Linked DNA regions of Homo sapiens: region 1 is linked to region 2. A link is an interaction called in ENCODE POLR2A ChIA-PET data of the cell type or tissue named here. Cell type or tissue: Caco-2. All regions are shown on one strand. Each heading gives the region's core, and the rest is flanking DNA. Links, peaks and the distances in the headings are about the cores only.

Region 1 (4,000 bases), core at 1-4,000, 200 kb before region 2:
TAAGTCCCCAGCCCCCAGTGTGGACGGGAGACTCATGCTCCCTGGCCGTGGCAGCGGGGTCCTCTCTGTCAGGTCCAGGCCCACCCTTGCTGGAAGGGGCTGCTTCCCTTGGAGCTGGGTGGGTGAGTCCTGGGGCAGCTCCAGTGCTGACTGCGCCCTCCATGACCTCCCGCCTCACTTCTCCTTCTGCACTTATGTCCTTCACGCATTCTCCCCTGGTTCTTGGTGACCTCAGACTCTCCCCTGAGGATGAGCCCCATCAGGCTTTTGAAAACTGGGCCCTGAACCTCGTTTTCCCATCAAGTGCTCCCTGACTCCTCTGTGCCTGGCAAAGCAGCCTTGGGGTCACCCTCTGCCAGGAACCCGCTCACGGGACAGCCTGTCCTCATGTGACCACCATGGTCATGGGAGCTGTGTCCATCTCTGGGGCCGGCTGGCCTCATTTGCAGCCGGCTTTATTTCCAGTTCAACACGGTGGCCCCTGGAAGGGGAGAGCCCCTGTGGAGCTACAGATCCTCTATTCCAGCCACTTCTGGTCAGGTGATAGGAGCATTTTGTTCCTGTCCCGACACTGGCCAGTCTGAGACACCCGCCCCTGGAATGTTTTTCCCAAGGGTGAGGGACAAGTTGAAGGTGTTGAGCATGGGGCGTGGCCACGCAGGGTCAGTCCCTCCAGTTCTGCTCTCGCCGCCTGGCCCTTGTCTCCCCCTCCCTCGATGGTGCACGGGTACCTCCACAGCCCATGAGGCCTCAGCCCCTGTCCCTGAACAACCTTGGCAATGTGATGGGACAGACCACCTCTGCCTCCCTTTGTGGCGTCCGTCTGTCCACCTGTCATCACCTATTGGGCCACCTCTGTCCCTCCTCCTTTCTACCCACTTTTATCCATGGCTGCATCAGGCACATGGGTGGTGTGGCATTTTCTGGAGGGCTGAGCGTCCACTGTGTCCTCTGTCCCAGCCCCCCACCCCTTCCCTTTTCGTCAGCTGGACAAGGACTCTGAAGCTTCAGGGTGGGGCTATAGATGCTGCTTCTAGCTCCCCCCATACAGAGTGTTGGGCAGAGCCCCAGCCCTCGTTAGGATGTGCTACACCCAAAAGTCTGATCCAGGGTGGGAGCAGGGGGCACCTGCTCACATCCTAGTTATTTTCTAAGTATGGTATTGACGCAAAATGTAACCTCGGATAAGTCTGAGTGGCTTGTCAGCACCCCTGCTGCCAACAGCTGCCTGTTTTTCTCGTCCGGGTCAACGACAGGACTTGCAGGCCCTATGGTGAGTTGGGGAAGGTGTCCCAAGAGCTGCCTTTGGGGACACACGCCCTTGGCAGTGTTTGCTTCTGAGCAGGTTACTCTACCTTTTGCGTCTGTGAGTTGGTGACACCATGGAACGCAGCTGTTGCTTTGGCTTCTGGAGGCTTTCCTTTGGGGAACCACCCCTCCCTCCACTCCACCCTCCAGGCTCTGTGAGTGGGTGACACCATGGAACGCAGCTGTTGCTTTGGCTGCTGGAGGCTTTCCTTTGGGGAAGCACCCCTCCCTCCACCCCACCCTCCAGGCTCTGCAATCACTTTTCCCTGCAATTTCGTGTCTAGACTCTGAAGGGGGAGCATCTCACCCAGATCATGAACCAAAAGGATTTTGGAATGGTCACAGAGACGCCCTACTTAAAAAAGCTGAACAGTGTGGGGAGAGAGTCCCATGGATCCTGTGAACTCCTGGGTCCAGTAGGGCCTGAAGCCCACCCTGAACTTGGCCAGTTCTGAGAGCTGGTGAAGGCCATTTGGTTTGAGTTTGTTTGTGTCAGTTACAATGGAAGAGGCTGGCTATTAGGCCCAAGGCATGGAGTTGTGGCAAGATTGTGAGGCTGAACTGGGGGATGCCAGACTGTCCTCTGCAGCAGCCTTATCTCACAGTGGACTGACTCGCTTTGTGACATGTTCATCCTCAAGTCCCCCTGCCTTACCACCGGTGTGGGGGGCATCACAACTGCAGGACGGAGGGACGAAGTGCAGCACCCCTCTGCTGTGGGCTTGGGACACGCTTAGGTGGGCAGCTTCCCCTGCCGTGGGCTCGGGACACTCTTAGGTGGGCAGCTTCCCCTGCCGTGGGCTCAGGACACGCTTAGGTGGGCAGCTCCCCCCCTGCCGTGGGCTCGGGACACGCTTAGGTGGGCAGCTTCCCCTGCCGTGGGCTCAGGACACGTTTAGGTGGGCAGCTTCCCCCACTGTGGGCTCAGGATGCGCTTGGGTGGGGTGCACTGGCGTTAACTGCATGTTTAGCACTCAGCTTATCTGCAGGTGGGTAGCGGTGCACGTGCTTTTGTTTACTCTGGGCTGGCCTTGGTCAAGGACGGGTTCCCAACAAGAATGCGTGTAATGGACGCTTGGCACCGCGGCCGCGCCTTGATGCTGGGATTTTTCAGCACCACGGACAGTGCTGCCTGGCCAGGCGCCCTTTTCCAAAGCGGGAGCAGGTGCCTTGGGTCTTCACAGGGCCCCTCCCGGCGGCAGGAAGCCAGGACCTGCGGGGCCTCCCTCCGTGTGGCGAGTCAGAGACCTGATCCCTGGCTCCGTGGTGCTGTTGCAGGGGAAGGAGGAGAGGGAAAAGGATGGGGAGGAAAGAGGGAGGAGGAGGGCGGAGGGAACAGAGGGAGAGGGAGGAGGGAAGCACGCGCGTGGCGCCTGGAGCCGGGGTACTCTGGAGCAGGGCGGGCTGGACGGGGGCTGCACAGTGCGCTTGGCGCCCGGGGCGCGGGTGACTGCCCCACGTGAGCGAGCTCCTGCCTGTCGCCCCTCTGCCCCGGGACAGCAGGAGCCTTTTGGTACCTCCTTAATACAGTTTGACAGTTTGGGAAAATAAAAGTGGCAACCTACAGTGTTTCTCAGAAATTTCAGGAAGGGTCAGCCAGACCGCAGACTCCAGACCCCAGGCCCCCGCTCCCAGGCGGGAGGAAGCATCTGTCCTGGGTACCCCTGCCGCCTGCGAGCTGTAGGGGGACAGCCCGCCTGGGACCTGGAGCCGGGGTGCAGGCGGCCCCCTGAGCCACCCGGGCGGCCGCTCTTCCCCAGAGACCAGCCAGGCTAGGTTCAGAGTCTGTGAGACCGGGAGCCCCGCACCTGCGAAGATCCCTGAGCCAGCCCGGCCAAGCGCAGGGACCTCAGCCGCTGCAGGACGCCCAGGCCGCGGGCTCAGCAGGGATGCCGGGGCCCTGCGAGACCTCCCTAGGGGCGGGCCCCAAGCAGCAGCGCTGCCCGGGCGTCAGGAAAGCAGTAACCACACGTACACAGCGGCATCAAGGTTGAGTCGCTGGTGTATTGGGGTCGGCCCTGTGGGCGGGGCCCCGCCCACCATCAGGCCAAGCCCCCCCACAGACCCGCCCATGCAGGCCCCGCTCCGGCCGGCTTCAGCGCATGTCCGTGTCCGGGCGCATGTCCGTGTCTGGGCGCGTGTCCGTGTCCGGGCGCATGTCCGTGTCTGGGCGCGCGTCCCTGTCCCTCCACGTCCGCCTCCGCCGGGTGAGCAGCTGAGCAAGCGCGGCCACCGGGACCCACAGCACGGGCAGCAAGGACAGCAGCACACAGGCGGCGCGCGCCCAGCCCGGGTAGAGCTTCTCCTGACGCGAGGGGAACAGCTCCTGCGGGACCACAGCCTCATTAGCTGGCGCCGGCCACCCTGGGCCGTGAGGCTGACCCCCGTGCTCCTCAATCCAAGGGGCAAGAGCCACCTGCCCACCCGGACTTGGATGGGAATGGAAAAGGCACGGCCAGAGCAGTGGCCAGGCCGTGTGGCCGCTCACCACCGCCCCTCCGGGCCAGGAGTTTGGGGACCTGGGCTGAGCTTCTCCTGGGGCTGGGGCCTCCCCGAGGTAGGCCTAGGTGTTGTGTTCTGGAACCAGAGGGGCTACATGGCCTCAACCCATTGGGCGTCGTTGGAGGCCGTGTCCCCAGCTTTCTCCCCTATACACTGGGTGGCACCACCCACCCGGCTGCAGGTACCGTGG
Region 2 (7,624 bases), core at 1-4,000:
CCTCTGCACGCAAGCACCAGGCATCCTTTGTGTTGTCAACTCCGTGTAACCAGTAACTACAGCCATTTACAATTGACTCCGTTTCCTTTTGTAGGTTTCCCTGTCTGTCTGTGTTAGTAGAAAAATAAAATCCTATGAAATCTGAGTACGTTGAAGAATCTCTTGAGTCTCATTCAGCATGAAAGACAGCTGGAGAAAATGTACTGGCCGCCCCTTTTCTAGCAGGAGCGTCAGGGCTGACCAGCCACAGCCAACTCAGGTGGCTGAAGAGTGACCATATGAATTGGACGAGGGCTTCCAAATCATGTCATCGGCTTGGAAATGACCTTACCCCAAACTTCCTAGTGCTGTGTGTTGAAGTGACCCAATCTCTGTATTTCTGAGACAGTCTCTGTTGCCTAGGCTGGAATGCAGTGGCGTCACCTCAGCTCACTGCAACCTCCGCCTCCCAGGTTCAAGCTATTTTCCTGCCTCAGCCTCCCGAATAGCTGGGATCACAGGCGTGTACCACCACGCCCAGCTAATTTTTGTATTTTAGTAGAGATGGGGTTTCACCATGTTGGCCAGGCTGGTCTCGAACTGACCTCAAGTGATCTGCCTGCCTCAGCCTCCTAAAGTGCTGGGATTACAGGTATGAGCCACCATGCCCGGCCATTCGATTTATAATTTAATTTATATAAGGATGGAGGCACCAGAGAGTCCGCCATGAGTGGGGACAGCGTGTTCTAACTCGTGAGATGCCAACTCACACCTGTGATGGTCACAGCCAAAACCAGAGAATCGCGGGGAGGACGTGCGGAATCGGACCCCTCTTGCAGGGTTGTAGCTGCACGGGAAGGGCCTGTGGTTCCTGAAAGTGTGAGAGACAGAGCCGCCCCTTCCCCGGCAGGTCCACTCCTGGTGTGTGGCACAGCCTCAGGAACGGGTGCACGCAAGTTCACAGCAGCCAAAATGGATGCAGCCCGAGAACATGCTGAGTCCATGTGGGCCGTGCCTGCTGCAGGCCTCTCAGCTAGAACCAGGAGCCAAGCTTGGAAGCCTCACGCTCGGGAGGAAGCTAGACACAAAGGGTCTCACGCTGTGGGACTGCACTTAACACGAAATGCCAGAGTGGGCCAGGCACAGAGGCAGGGGGTGCACTGGCGGGTGCTGGGGGTGGGTCAAGGGGAATGGGGGGAGATGGGGGATGGGGGGAGGCTGCTTACAGGGTATGGATTTCTTTTTGGGTGAAAATGTTCCGAAATGGCTGTGGTGAAGCTTATGTGACTGAACATGCTGGAACACTGCCTCGTGCACGACGAAGGGCGAATTGTGTGTGTGAAGCTGCCGGGCACCGTGTCCAGTGGGCCTGACACATGGTGGACAGGAAGGGACACGGCACAGGAGGGTGGCGGGTCCTGCTCTGGCTCTCGGGTCACAGGAGAGTGACCGTGAGAGCAGCGTCGTCCTCGGACCCCCGAGGGGTGAGTGCTGGCTGCACCCAGGCATCCACACCCGGGACTCAGAGCACGGGAGCGGCCGGCTGGGGTGGGCCTACTGTCCTGAGGGCCAGATGCTCACAAATTCCAGCAGGGAGGTTTGGAGACCCACTGATGCCTACACATCTGGGACCAGGGCCCAGCCAGAAACCCCTAGGTGTCCCCTTCCCTGGGACCCCAAAAACCAGGCTGCTTCCTAGCCTTGGCCGGTGCTTCCCAAGGAGCAAGAACTCGGCTAGAGCAGTCACCCACTCATTCACACACTTAACTCGCCCATTCACACGCTAACTCGCCCACTCATTCACACACTAACTTGCCCACTCGTTCACACACTAACCCACTCATTCACAAACCCACCCACTCATTCACACACTAATCCACTCACACACTAACCCACTCATTCACACACTAACCCACTTGTTCACACACCCACTCAACTCACCCACCCATTCACACACTAACTTGCCCACTCATACACTAACTCACCCACTCATTCACACACTTACCCACTCATTCGCACACTCATTCACTAACCCACCCACTCGTTCACACACCCTCATTCACACACTAACGCCCACTCGTTCACACATTCACCAACTCATTCACACATTAACCCACTGACACACACTAGCCCATTCACTAACCCATTCACACACTAACCCACTCGTTCACACACCCATTCACAAACTCGCCCACTCGTTCACACACCCACTCATTCACACACTAACCCACCCACTCATTCACGCACTAACCCACTCATTCACACACCAACTCACCCACTCATTCACACACACCCGCTCATTCACAAACCCACTCGTTCACACACCCACTCACACTAAATCCCTCATTCACACACTAACCCACTCATTCACACACTCACCCACTCGTTCACACACCCATTCACACAACTCATCCACTCATTCACACACCCATTCACAAACTCGCCCATTCGTTCACACACCCCCTCATTCACACACCCTCATTCACACACTAACACACTCACACTAACCCATTCACACACTAACCCACTCGTTCACACACCCATTCACACACTCATCCACACAATAACCCACCCATTCATGCACTAACCCATTCACACACCAACTCACCCAGTCACACACTAACCCACTCATTCACATACTAACCCACTCGTTCACACACCCACTCACACACTAACTCCCTCACACACTAACCCACTCACTCATTCACACAATAACCCACCCACTCATTCACACACTAACCCACTCATTCACACACCAACTCACCCATTCACACACTAACACACACTAACCCACTCGTTCACACACCCACAAACTCCATTCACACACTAACCCACTCATTCACACACCTATTCACAAACTCACCCACTCGTTCACACATCCACTCACACACTGACCCATTCACACACTAACCCATTCACACACTAACTCGCCTACTCGTTCACACACTAACCCACTTATTCACACTAACTCATTCACACATTGACCCACCCACTCATTCACACATTCACACACTAACCCGACACACACCCACATTCACACACGAACTCACCCATTCACACACTAACCCACTCGTTCACACAACCATTCACACACACACTCGTTCGACCATTCACACACTAACCCATTCACACACTAACTTGCCCATTCACACACTCACCCATTCACACATTCATACACTAACCCACCCACTCATTCACACACTAACCCACCGACTCATTCACACACTAACCCACTCATTCACACACTAACTCATCCATTCACACACTAACCCACCCACTCATTCACACACTAACCCATTCATTCACACACTAACTCACCGACTCATTCACACACTAACTCACCCACTCGTTCACGCACTAACTTACCTACTCATTCACACACTCATTCACACACTAAACCGACTCATTCATACACTAACCCATTCACAAACTCACCCATTCATTTGCACACTAACCCACTCATTCACACACTAACCCACTCATTCACACACTAACCCACTCATTCACACACTAACCCACTCATTCACACACCCACTCATTTACACACTAACCCACTTGTTCACACACCCGCTCATTCACACACTAACTCACCCATTCACACACTAACTCTCCCATTCATTCACACAAACACCCACTCATTCACACACCCACTCATTTACACACTAACCCACTCGTTCACATACCCGCTCATTCACACACTAACCCACTCATTCACACACTAACTCGCCCATTCATTCACACTAACTCACCCATTCACACACGAACTCATTCACACACTAACCCACCGACTCATTCACACACTAACCAACTCACACACTAACTCACCCATTCATTCACAAACTAACCCACCCATTCACACGCTAACTCACCCATTCATTCACATAGTAACTCACCCACTCCTTCACACACCCACTCATTCACACACTAACCCATTCACACACTAACTCGCCCACTCGTTCACAAAGTAACTCACCCACTCATTCACACATTAACTCATTCACACACTAACCCACCCACTCATTCACACACTAACTCATTCACACACTAACCCACCGGCTCATTCACAAACCCACTCATTCACACACTAACCCACTCATTCACACACTCACCCACTCATTCACACACTCACCCAGTTGTTCACACACACTCATTCACAAACTCACCCACTCATTGACACACTAACTCACCCACTCATTCACACACTAACCCACCCACTCACACACATTCATACACTAACCCACTGACTCATTCACACACTAACCCATTCATTCACACACTAACCCACTCGTTCACACACCCATACACACACTAACCCACTCACACACCCATTCACACACTAACCCACTCATTCACACACTAACTCGCCCACTCGTTCACACACCCACACACTAAATCCCTCATTCACACGCTAACTCACCCACTCATTCACACACTAACCCACTCGTTCACACACCCACTCATTCACACAATAACATCCACTCATTCACACACCCACTCATTCACACACTAACTCGCCCACTCATTCACAAACTCGCCCACTCGTTCACACTAACCCCCTCATTCACACACCCTCACACACTCTCACACACTAACCCACTCATTCACACACTAACCCACTCGTTCACACACCCATTCACACTCATCCACACAATAACCCACCCATTCATGCACTAACCCACTCATTCACACACCAACTCACCCACTCAGTCATGCACTAACTCACCCACTCATTCACATACTAACCCACTCGTTCACAAACCCACTCACACACTAACTCCCTCATTCACACACTAACCCACTCATTCACACACTAACTCACCCACTCGTTCACACACCAAAACACTGACCCATTCACACACTAACTCGCCCACTCATTCACACAAACTCACCCACTCGTTCACACACTAACTCACCCACTCATTCACACTAACTCATTCACACATTGACCCACCCACTCATTCATACATTCACACACTAACCCGACTCATTCACACACTTACCCACTCATTCACACACGAACTCACCCATTCATTCACACACTAACCCACTCGTTCACACACCCATTCACAGTCGTTCAGCCACTCATTCACACACTAACTCACCCATTCACACACTAACTCGCCCACTCGTTCACACACTAACTCACCCATTCACACACTCATTCATACACTAACCCACCCAGTCATTCACACACTAACCCGACTCATTCACACACTAACCCACTCATTCACACACTAACTCATCCATTCACACACTAACCCACCCATTCACACACTAACCCACCCACTCACACACTAACCCATTCATTCACACACTAACTCACCCACTCGTTCACACACCCACTCATTCACAAACTCACCTATTCATTAACACACTAACTCGCCCACTCACACACTAACTTGCCCACACGTTCACACACTAACTCACCCACTCATTCACACACTAACTCATTCACACTCATTCACACACTAACCCGACTCATTCACACACTAACCCACTCATTCACACACACACCCATTCATTCACACTAACTCACCCACTCATTCACACACTAACCCACTCGTTCACACACCCACTCATTTACACACCAACTCACCCACTCGTTCACACACCCTCTCATTCACACACTAACTCACCTACTCATTCACACACTAACCCATTCATTCACACACTCACCCACTCATTCACACACTAACTCACCCACTCGTTCACAACCCATTCACACACTAACCCACCCATTCATGCACTAACCCACTCTTTCACACACCAACTCACCCACTCGTTCACACACCCACTCATTTACACACTAACCCACTCGTTCACACACCCTCTCATTCACACACTAACTCACCCACTCATTCACACACTAACTCACCCATTCACACACGAACTCACTCATTCACACACTAACCCACCCATTCACACACTAACCCACTGACTCATTCACACACTAACCCACTCACACACTAACTCACCCATTCATTTACACACTAACCCACCCATTCATTCACAGTAACTCACCCACTCGTTCACACACCCACTCATTCACACACTAACCCACTCATTCACACACTAACTCACCCACTTGTTCACACACATTCAAACTCGCCCACTCATTGACACACTAACTCGCCCACTCTTTCACACTAACCCACTCACACACTAACCCACCCACTCATTCATTCATACACTAACCCACTGACTCACTCACACTAACCCATTCACACACTAACCCATTCATTCACACACTAACTCACCCACTCGTTCACACACCCACTCATTCACACACTAGCCCACTCATTCACACACCCATTCACACACTAACTCACCCACTCATTCACACACTAACTCCCCCACTCATTCACAAACTCGCCCACTCGTTCACACACTAACTCACCCACTCATTCACACACTAACCCATTCATTCACACAGTCACCCACTCATTCACACACTAACTCACCCACTCGTTCACAACCCATTCACACACTAACCCACCCATTCATGCACTAACCCACTCTTTCACACACCAACTCACCCACTCATTCACACACCCACTCATTCACACACTAACTCACCCACTCGTTCACACACCCATTCACAAAATCCCTCATTCACACACTAACCCATTCACACACTAACTCAGCCACTCGTTCACACACCCATTCACACACTAACTCATCGACTCATTCACATGCCCACTCATTCACACAGTAACTCACCCACTCATTCACAAACTTGCCCACTGCTTCACACACTAACTCGCCCACTCACACACTAACTTGCCCACTCGTTCACAAACTCACCCATTCATTCATACACTAACCCACCCACTTATTCACACACTAACTCATTCACACAACCCAACTTATTCACACACTAACCCACTCATTCACACACTAACCCACCCACTCATTCACAAACTAACCCATTCATTCACAAACTCACCCACTCGTTCACACACCCACTCATTCACACACCTACTCATTCACACACTAACTCGCCCACTCATTCATACAGTAACTCGCCCACTCATTCACACTAACTCGCCCACTCGTTCACACACTAACTTGCCCACTCGTTCACACACTAACTTGCCCACTCGTTCACAAACTCACCCATTCACACACTCACTCATTCATACACTAACCCACCCACTTATTCACACACTCATTCACACAACCCAACTTATTCACACACTAACCCACTCATTCACACACTAACCCACCCATTCACAAACCCATTCATTCACAAACTCACCCACTCATTCACACACCCACACACTCACCTACTCATTCACACACTAACTCGCCCACTCATTCACACACTAACTTGCCCACTCTTTCACTAACCCACTCATTCACACACTCATTCACACACTAACCCGTTCATACACTCACCTATTCATTCACACACTAACCTGCCCACTCATTCACAAACTCATTTACACACCCACTCATTCACACTAACCCACTCATTCACACACTACCTCACCCATTCACACTAACCCACTCGTTCACACACCCATTCACACTCACCCACTCATTTGCACACTAACTCACCCACTCATTCACACTAACCCACTCGTTCACACACTAACTCATCCACTCATTCACACATTCACCCACTAACTCGCCCACTCGTTCA

What was found. Peaks named below come from ENCODE experiments on the same cell type or tissue, not always from the same donor. Only the 100,000 strongest peaks of a DNase experiment are listed, where the experiment ranks them.
Region 1: POLR2A ChIA-PET joins it to region 2 with 7 read pairs; 3 of 35 experiments call an interaction of 5 or more read pairs at or near these places.

The regions. Positions count from the first base shown.
Region 1 is chr5:1,245,482-1,249,481 of GRCh38, reverse strand. SLC6A18 (solute carrier family 6 member 18) reads right to left here. Exons shown (of 12, transcript NM_182632.3): 12 at 3,293-3,634. The coding sequence ends at 3,404. Among named protein-coding and RNA genes, the nearest start is that of SLC6A18, 22 kb to the right of the region's middle. In Caco-2, for the core only: no CTCF peak of the experiment used is centred there; a DNase peak (open chromatin) is centred at 2,441.
Region 2 is chr5:1,042,905-1,050,528 of GRCh38, reverse strand. It overlaps SLC12A7 (solute carrier family 12 member 7), which reads left to right. Exons shown (of 24, transcript NM_006598.3): 24 at 1-145. Among named protein-coding and RNA genes, the nearest start is that of MIR4635, 16 kb to the left of the region's middle. In Caco-2, for the core only: no CTCF peak of the experiment used is centred there; no DNase peak of the experiment used is centred there.